Linked DNA regions of Homo sapiens: region 1 is linked to region 2. The links are chromatin contacts, found by Hi-C or POLR2A ChIA-PET in ENCODE. All regions are on one chromosome and are shown on one strand. The core of a region is the stretch at or near the end of the contact, and the rest is flanking DNA. Distances in the headings are between cores, read along the strand shown.

The links. A loop is a pair of places that touch in the nucleus more often than their neighbours do. ChIA-PET counts read pairs that join two places held with the same protein, here RNA polymerase II (POLR2A). Pooled maps may share reads with other maps.
Region 1: a map of aorta shows a loop between it and region 2 (3-fold over the local background). The contact joins the promoter of ZNF710-AS1 here to the promoter of ARPIN in region 2. A Hi-C loop is called at or near these places in 61 of 168 maps with a recorded cell type or tissue (CD14-positive monocyte, Caco-2, GM20431 and 39 more), 1 of 37 single-sample maps with no recorded cell type and 34 of 50 pooled maps. POLR2A ChIA-PET finds 5 or more read pairs at or near these places in 9 of 52 experiments (CD8-positive, alpha-beta memory T cell, HCT116, HEK293 and 6 more).

What each region holds. Positions count from the first base shown.
Region 1 is chr15:90,080,492-90,085,180 of GRCh38, forward strand. ZNF710-AS1 (ZNF710 antisense RNA 1) reads right to left here and starts at 1,716. Exons shown (of 2, transcript NR_146321.1): 1 at 948-1,716. It overlaps ZNF710 (zinc finger protein 710), which reads left to right. Exons shown (of 5, transcript NM_198526.4): 5 at 1-1,700. IDH2 (isocitrate dehydrogenase (NADP(+)) 2) reads right to left here. Exons shown (of 11, transcript NM_002168.4): 9 at 4,510-4,607; 10 at 4,325-4,417; 11 at 2,554-3,862. The coding sequence ends at 3,775. RefSeq lists enhancers at 3,487-3,987, 3,988-4,488.
Region 2 is chr15:89,910,663-89,914,929 of GRCh38, forward strand. It overlaps ARPIN (actin related protein 2/3 complex inhibitor), which reads right to left and starts at 2,290. Exons shown (of 6, transcript NM_182616.4): 1 at 2,082-2,290; 2 at 82-157. The coding sequence starts at 2,173. ARPIN-AP3S2 (ARPIN-AP3S2 readthrough) reads right to left here and starts at 2,290. Exons shown (of 10, transcript NM_001199058.2): 1 at 2,082-2,290; 2 at 82-157. The coding sequence starts at 2,173.

The DNA of each region.
Region 1 (4,689 bases), core at 466-2,965, 170 kb after region 2:
CTACAGTGGATTGCAACACATGTCGTCCACTTCGACCCTAGCTGGAGTGCCTCACCAGGGGGCCCCACTAGGAACAAAGCCAGGACAGGCCCCGCGTCAGGCACACACTAACAAAACCAGAAGCATGGGGCAGGGCAGGGCGGAGTGAGGGCATCACAGGGGACCAAGAAGGGCTGTCCTTGGGGGAGGCCCAGGACCACCTGTCGGGGAGGGGGACCGCAGTCATTTCTCATTCCTCAGTGTCCACCTTGCGACGGGGATAGCCACGAGTCAGCAGCTTCCCGGAAAGAGCAACGTATTTTAAAAAGGAAAGTAAAGCCCACAGAGGGAAATCAAGGGTTTTTTTGAGCAAAGGGGGTCTTCTGAAGGTAACTTATTATTTTTTTCTTTCCAACTGTGTGTCACCTATGACCTTTTCTGATGGAGATGCATTTTCTTTTTCCAAGCGTAAGCTTCCTAATGTGCTGTGCGTGCTTCCTACCCACCCACCCCGAGCAGCCTGGCCGGGCAGGACTGGGGCTCCATGGGGACTGTCACCCTGGCCCTGGAGGTGCAGCCGCTGGCAGCAGCCTCAGCAGGCTGGGGTGGGAGGCAGGAGAAGGCAGAGCTGGGAAGCCCTCCACCCCTGCCTGGCTCCTGCAGTCGCTGACTTGCTCTGTCCCATGTCCCATCCTCGGCTGTCAGGGCTGCTGACTCTGCTCAGCCAACAGCTAGCTCCCTCGCTCGCCTGCTCTCTTCCCCTCTGTTCCCACGCCAGCTCCTGCCCCTGGAACCAGAGATGACAGGCCCAGGGCAGTGAAATAGCACATTCAGGAACTCTAGGGCACCCGGACCCCCCCACCCACTTGCCTCCTGAGGCCTCAGTGGGGAGGGGCAAGCAGGGGTCTTCCCCAAAGGCACAGATGAAGCCACTAGCTTCAGCCTAGAAACCCGGAGAAGGGAACAGCCTGCGGTGGGAGGAACCAATCTGCAGCGCAGCCACCCCCAAGGCTGGATCCTTAAGTGAAGGACCAAGCCAGGCCTCAGGGTGACTGTGATCAGGACTGAGGGGTGGACAAGGTGGCCCAAGTATGGCTTCCAGACCCCGAAGCCCCACGACCTCCCAGGTGCCCGCCATGATGACCCTCAGGTGGCAGTGACCCCGTCACTGTATAAGACATTTTCTCCTGCTGAGCAGAAGGCATCATCCCCTGCAACTACCTCTTCCCACGTCTTTCTCCCCTGGTACCAAAAAGAACCCTGTACCTCTCCTCCTCCTCCTCCCTCCTGCCAGTGCAGTGGCCTTGGTCTTGGAAACTGAAGGGAGAAGGTCTGGCCCCCAGGGTGGGGCTCTCCTTTCCCTCCCCCAGCCCCGCCGTCAGCACTGGCCCTCTGTGAGGTTCGATACTTGAACGCCCCCTGCCCTGTGCCTTGGACCTGGGCAAAGCTAGGAGGAGGAAACAGCACAACTCACAGTTTGAGCTGGGGGGTGGTCTTGGCAAGGCTCCTGTCTGTACCCCTCCCTAACCTTCTCAAAAGAGGTGCACAGCCTCTCGGGTGACTTGGAAACTCCTGGACAAATTCCATTCTAACTTATTTTGACATGTATACAAACCAACTGTTTAGAGATTCCACTTGTGCAAAGCCCTACTGTGTTTTTATGTTCCTGTTTAAAAGAGAAGTTTACTTAGCAATAATTATAAATAAATGAATATTCTTTAGTGAGGTGACTGCAAATGCTTCTTTCCCCAGCTCTTGGGGACCTGGCCCTCACTCCCAGCAGGAACTCCCAGCAAAACTTCCCAGCCCCACACAGCAGGGCTGCACTCTCCCAGGGCCCGGGGGAGGCTGAGACCATCCTCTGCACTGGAATGGCCCCCTGCAGGGCCAGGCGCCTATAGCCAGCTGCCCCGGGCCCAAGAGAGTGGTGTGGGCCACGGCCCCTGTATTCCCACCACTTGCAGAGAAAAGCTGCTTCCCCTCCCTACCCACCCACATGGCTTCAGGAAAGAAGCCAGCTCCCGATGCCAGGCTGGGCTTCAGAGGCTGCGTTCTGCAGAGCTGCCAGCCCCGTGCTGGTGACAGGCAAGAAGAGGCAGGAAGCCTTGAGCTTCCTCCCAGGGGCTGGGCCTGCTAGAGCCAGCAGTCCACGTTTCTTCTTATAGCCCTGAGAGTTTCAGGGCATTACTCAGGAAAAGCAAGCGGGGGGTCACCAGTGTGGATGGAGGGCTAGAGCCCTTCCAAAGCCACTCAGTCTACCGCAATGGTCGGGTTTCAGGAGCCATAGGAGTCCCCCCAGTATTTAGGAAAGGGACTTTGTAAGATGGGGTTTTGAGAGATGGGGTCTCACTCTGTTACTCAGGCTGGAGTACAGTGGTGCAGTCATAGCTCACTACAGCCTCAAACTCCCGGGCTCAAGTGATCCTCCCACCTTGGCCTCCCAAAGTGCTGGGACTATAGGCATGAGCCACCACACCTGGCCAGGACTTTATAAAGATTATACAACTCTTCTCCAGGACATTTTAACACCAAAAAGAAGAAGCTTTGCAGAACTTACTATGCAGAGGACAGTCCTTTTGATTATATGTAGCTTTAGAGCAACTTTTATTTTTCCTTTTTACATGGGGCTAAAAAACTTGCATAGAGCAATTTTTTTTTTTTTTTTTTTTTTTTTTTTTTTGAGACAGAGTCTTGCTCTGTCACCCAGGCTGGAGTGCAGTGGTGCAGTCTCGGCTCACTGCAACCTCTGCCTCCCAGGTTCAAGCCATTTTCCTGCCTCAGCCTCCCGAGTAGCTGGGACTGCAGGTGCGCATCACCACGCCTGGCTAATTTTTGTATTTTGAGTAGAGATGGGGTTTCACCATGTTGGCCAGGCTGGTCTCGAACTCCTGGCCTCAAGTGATCCACCCACCTCAGCCTCCCAAAGTACAGGGATTATAGGCGTGCGCCACTGTGCCCGGCCGAGAACAATTTGTCACAAGCTTACTTTTCTAGTTTTGCCAATGCATGGTGAAAGTGAACCCAAGCCTGGGAACTGCAGGCCTAGACAATGCAGGGCCCTTGTTCACACACACCCAAGCCCCTCCAAACTCAGGCAGCCTTGGAAAGGAGAAGTGTGAGGCAGGTGTGGGTAGGACCTCTTTTTAGTACCTAGAAAAAGGCTAAGAAAGTGGCCTGGAGATGTTTAGAAGGTTAAAACCAACGAAGAAAAAAATCAATGACAACCTATCAGGAACTGATTGACTCTCAGAATGGAGAACTGGACACAGAAACTGGATCATGCTAGAAAATTCCAGGGAACCCACAGGCCTGTGCCCTGAGTGTCCGAGAACTCCGCAGTGGGCCCCTGTGGAATGCGGGCTCCCAGGGCTGCCTGGTCCCTTCCCTGCCGTGGCAGCCCCTTCCTGAGGTGCTCTGGTCTGCCCCAGGGGAACCTGCCAGCTCTAGCAGGGCCTCTGCCTCAGGGTCCCACTACCTCCTCCCCTCAGGGACAAACACAGCAGACAATTTTGTGAAGAGCTTTTTAGTAGCTAAATATGGCACCATGTGTTCCAAGGGCAATATAAATTACAGTATGCAAAACATACTGACTGGCTGAGGTAAAACGCACTGCTCCTGCCTCACGTCACCATGAGGGGAAACACACATATGCTTTTAAAAACATCTGGCTTATAAAAAAACATCCCCTAGAAAGGCCTCCAGAGAGGGGCTGTGAGGCTCACCCTCTGCCGCGCTCAGGAGGACCCGCCGGCTCAGCCCTGGCCCCTCCACTGCAGCCATGGGTGGCGCCTCCCCCTACTGCCTGCCCAGGGCTCTGTCCAGGTTGCTCTTGATGGTGTCGAGGAAGTCCGTGGTGTTCAGGAAGTGCTCGTTCAGCTTCACACTGCAGAGAGAGCACCACTCACATCAGGGGTGGCTCCAGGCCTTGCCAAGGCCATCAGCCAGGCCCTTCCAGGGAACAGCCTGAGCTTGGGCATCAGAACAGCCATCTCCTGCCACCCAGACTACAGGCCAGAGGCCAGCTATAGCCCCCTACCATGAGGCCACCGAGATTCGGCAGGCACCCGCAGGGTCTGTCTTGCCAGGTAACTGCTCTCCTGAGAGAAGCTGGGAAAGGGGTGTGGGCAGGGTCGGAAGGAGCTCTGAGTAGCCAGCCTCAGGGATGGGGAGGAACTCACTAGACCTGGTCTACAGAGGCTGGCCTGAGCAGTCTCTCAGGGCTGTGGACATGTCCTGCCCCAGGCCCCCTTGCAGCTAAGCTGACTCATGAGGGGGACTTTAGGAGGGGTCCCCTGGCTTCCTCCCACATGGCCCCAGGGTCTGCCTACCACCCCAGGCCACGCACTTGCTGAGGCCGTGAATGCAGCCCGCCAGGTCCTTGGTCATGGCTCCACTCTCCACCGTCTCCACGCACACCTTCTCCAGCATCTGGGCAAACCTATGGGGATGGGGCAGAATGAGACCCCATCTGTGCAAGGGCAGGACCCAGAGCCTGTCCTGGGCAGCTCCGGCCTCTCCCTCCATGCTCACCTGATGAGGTCTTGGTTCCCATCCAGCTTCCCCCGGTGCTCCAGGCCACGTGTCCAGGCAAAGATGCTGGCGATGGGGTTGGTGCTGGTGGGCCGGCCCTGGGGACGGGGGTTGCAGGGAGATCAAGAGCCGAGCCAGCTAGTGAGGAGGCTGCCCAGATACAGCTGCCCGCCCCTGGGC
Region 2 (4,267 bases), core at 1,040-3,539:
GACCCAGCACAAGGAGATGCCACAGTGGATGATGACCGTGAAGTCAGTGCCCTCTAGCTAGCACCGAGGAAGCATCCTCACCTTCCTGCCATGAGTGTCCAAGATGCTGTGCCGAGATACATCGATCAGTTCTCCCTCCAGCAGGACACCATTTCCCCTGGGGATGAAAGGGAAAGAAAGGATAGCCAGTTTTGTCAGTCCTCAGCAAATCTCACCCGTGTCTCCTATTTACCCAGCCCTGAGAAGGCTGGGTACTGAGCAGCTCCTTTCCCCGTGCTTCCGACATAGGGATCTCCAAAGGGTCCCAAAGGCTGGGGCATTGCCCAGATGCCAGGAGGAACCTTGTCAGGCTGCCCTAAGATCAAGCTATGGCCCCCTCCTACAAGGCCACTGGGAGTTACTGGAACCAGAGCCTCAGTCTTATCTACAAAATGGGGAGGAAAACAGCTGCCTCACTCTGCTCCTCTGATGTTGACACAAGATCATGTGTGTGAAGGTGTTTTGTAAGCTATTAAGTGATTACTAAATACAAAAGATTTTACTTTTTTATTGGTCCAAATGTGAGGGTAGGTATCTAAGCTGCAATAAACTATTTTCCCTTTCCACCTGTTTTTAAACACTCTCATATTCCTTTTCTCATTCATATCCAGGTGGTCATTAACCCGAGGAAATGGTTATTACTGAGAGGTGAAGAAACCAAAACTCAGAAGTCTGAGACTAGTCCAAGATCACACGGTCCTTCACTGAGGGGAAGTGGACCCCTGGCTTCTCGACTCTGGTTTTCATAAAAGCAGAACGTGGAGGCTTCCTTTTTTGCATCCACAGAAATGGAGAAGCATGGGGACAGCTGAAGATGACAGTGGAATAGGGATGGGAGTGGGAAGTGAAAACTCTACCTAGCTGGTCTCTATCCAATTCTTCCCCACCCCCCACAATTATTTTTCTAAATATTTAACTGACAAAAGACTGTATATATTCAAGGTGCACAACGTGATGATTTAAGTACACACTATGTAATGATTACCACAGATTAATGAACACACCCACCAGACCCCATGCTGTACATTAGGTCCCCAGAAATTGTTTATTCTATAACTGAAAGTTTGTACCTTTGATCATTACCCCATCCCCATCCACTATCCCCTGGCAATCACTGTTCACTGTTCTACTGTTTCTTTTCTTTTGACACAGTCTTGCTCCATCGCCCAGGATGGAGTGCAGTGGCACAATCTCGGCTCACTGCAACCTCCACCTCCCAGGTTCAAGCGATTCTCATGCCTCAGCCTCCCAAATAGCTGGGATTACAGGTATCTGCCACCACGCCCGACTAATTTTTGTATTTTTAGTACAGACAGGGTTTCACCATTAGGCTGGTCTCAAACTCCTAACCTCAAGTGATCCACCCGCCTCGGCCTCCCAAAGTGCTGGGATTACAGGCGTGAACCACAGCGCCTGGTCTGTTCTGCCGTTTCTATGGTTCAACGCTTTTATAGGTTCCATATACGAGATCACACAGTATTTGTCTTTCTGTATCTGGCTTATTTCACTTAGCACAATTCTTCAGCGCAGTTGTAAATGGAATGGTCCCTTCGGCCTCATAACCCTGTGACGACAGGGCCTGGCCCTCCAAATCCTCCTCACCCAGGCAGGCCCTGCTCTGGACCAGCCCGCCCGCTGTTCCCGCCACAGCACGGCCACTGTCCCTTCTGGGGCAGGGCATGAGTCTGTGCAAAAGCAGCGCGGCAAGTAGCTGGAGTTTATAGTTACGCGGGTGGGGTGGGGCCGGAGGTCGGCGTGAGGCGAAGCCCAGCCTTCGGAGACCTGTCTGGGGGTCGGGACCCTCTCTCGAGGGCAGGCGGACAGGCGGGGAGCTTTAAGCCGATCTGTGTCATGGGGTCGCTGGGCGGGCGCGGCGGCAGGGGCGCCGGGAGCGGCGGACTGGAGGGGCGGACTGAAGGCGGAGAGGCGGCTTTGGCAACCCCAGTTTTCCCCCACCCGCATCCCACCCCCCCACCCGATCCTGTTGCGGGGTTCGAGCCGGGGCAGGGGAGGCCGACCCGAGGCCGTGAGCCCAGGCCTACCCCTGGTGGGCGGCGGGGTCCCAGGCCCCTGGCAGCCGGACGCTCTGCACCGCCTTGTTCCGGAGCGCGCCGTCGTGGTAGATGCGGCTCATTCTCCCGACCGCCCGGGCACCCCGGCACAGAGCCGGCGCACTGGGCTGGGGGCGCGGCGCGGGAAGTGCTGCAGGACGCGCGGGGACCCGCGATTCCCAGCCGGCGGATCCGGGAATGGCGCGGCCCGGCCCTCAGGCGTTCCTCGGCGGGATTTAAAGGGACCGAGCTCCATTCCTGCACGCCAGGCCGCGCGCGGCAGGAGTTGGGCTTCCGGGAGGACCCTGGCTGGGGGCTTAGCACAGTGGGGCAGAAAGGCCATGCTTTTCTCTTGTCTCTCTCTCTTCCTCATTCCTAGAGGAAGATCCCTGCCCCAGCACACGCACAAAAGGGAAATTGAGGCCCCAAGATCCTATTATAGAAGATCCTTTGTAGGATCAGCCCGGGAAGGATGGGTTTCTGGGAAGCAGGAATGGAGAACAGCCACTGGGGAGGATTGGGTGGTCAGCTTAGAAGCTGTCCATTATGCCCCGCCCGCGGCCCTACAATGGCTGAGTCAGGTATCCCAGGGATCTGTGACGAGGGAGCTGGGGCATGGGTGTCGGACCAAAGACGCCTAAGTTTGAATCCCAGCTGTGAGCTTGGGCAAGCTCCTCAACCTCTCTGAGCCCATGCTTCTTCGTCTGTAAAATGGGGTCAGTATCAGGGGGATTGTAAAGTTTAATGAGCTCACCCTTTCTACAACATAGCATTGCCCTCCCTCCTTCTTCCTGCACAGCTCCTGAACTCCTCCCTGGCCCCACAATGCCCTTTGCCCAAGTATGTCATAGTCCGCAGGTGCATTTTCCAAGCCTGGTACAGAAGATTCTTCTGACCCTGGGATTGTTGAGGAATCTTTGTTCTTTTGTTTGGCTTCTTCGTGCCAGGCCTCGGGGCAGGTGGGCCCATTCAGGGAGGCCAGGTGTACCCCGGGAGAGGGGGCGGCATTTAAAGGGGGTGGTGGCCAGGCAGGTGCCTAGGAGTCTAGCATGAGCTGTCAATGTTGGAAGAAGAAAGCACCCTCTCCCTTCCCTGCTACACACACACACACACACACACACACACACACACACACACAGACAATGACTTTCTTGGGTCCTAGGCACTTTTGTTTTCAAAGGACCCTTTCTCCATTAAAAATTTTTTAAAAAATTATTATCTTACCACTGGGTTGGCATAAAGATGAATATATGAATTATATATATATATATATATTTTTTTTTTTTTTTTTTTGAGACAGTCTTCCTATGTTGCCCAGGCTGGAGTGCAGTGGTGAATCTTGGCTCACTGTAACCTCTGCCTCCCAGGTTCTAGTGATTCTCCTGCCTCAGCCTCCTGAGTAGCTGGGATTACAGGCACTCACCACCACACCCGACTAATTTTTGTATTTTTAGTAGAGATGGGGTTTCACCATGTTGGCCAGGCTGGTCTCAAGCTCCTGACTTCATGTCACCACCTGCCTCTGCCTCCCAAAGTGCTAGGATTACAGGCCTGAGCCACTGCTCCCAGTCTAAAGTGTTTTCTTCAACCTAAACATATATTTTTTTTTCTGCATCCAATCATCCATTACTAAACATATTTTTAGGAAGAAAGAGCACCTGTAGTCCCAGCTACTCAGGAGGCTGAAGTGGGAGGATCACTTGAGCCCAGGAGTTTGAGTCCAGCCTAGGCAACATAGCGAAACCCTGTCTATTAAAAAAAATTAATGAAATTAAATTTAAATTTTAAAAGAATAAAAACATTTTGTGGACCGCTAAAAGTATGATGGGCCTAATGGATGAGTCAGCCCCACTCCTAGCTGGCCTACCTGGCTGCCCGGTGTATGTCTGAGAAGGAAAAACATAGAAAAGCCCTACTGGAAAGCCCCTCTGGGTAGAACTGTCCTTTGGCCCTCTCTGCTCAAAACCCTCCAGCTGCTCACAGCCACCTGGCTGGCATGTCCTCCTCCTCTTTCCCTTTTCTGTGTCACGTTCCCCCTCACTGTGGCTCCAACTGCACAGCCATCCATGGTAGCCACTAGCCACATGTGGCTACTTAAATTTCGATTCTAACTGATTAAACCTAAATTAAATGTAAAACTCAATTCCTCACTTTCACTAGCCACATTTTTAAGTGCT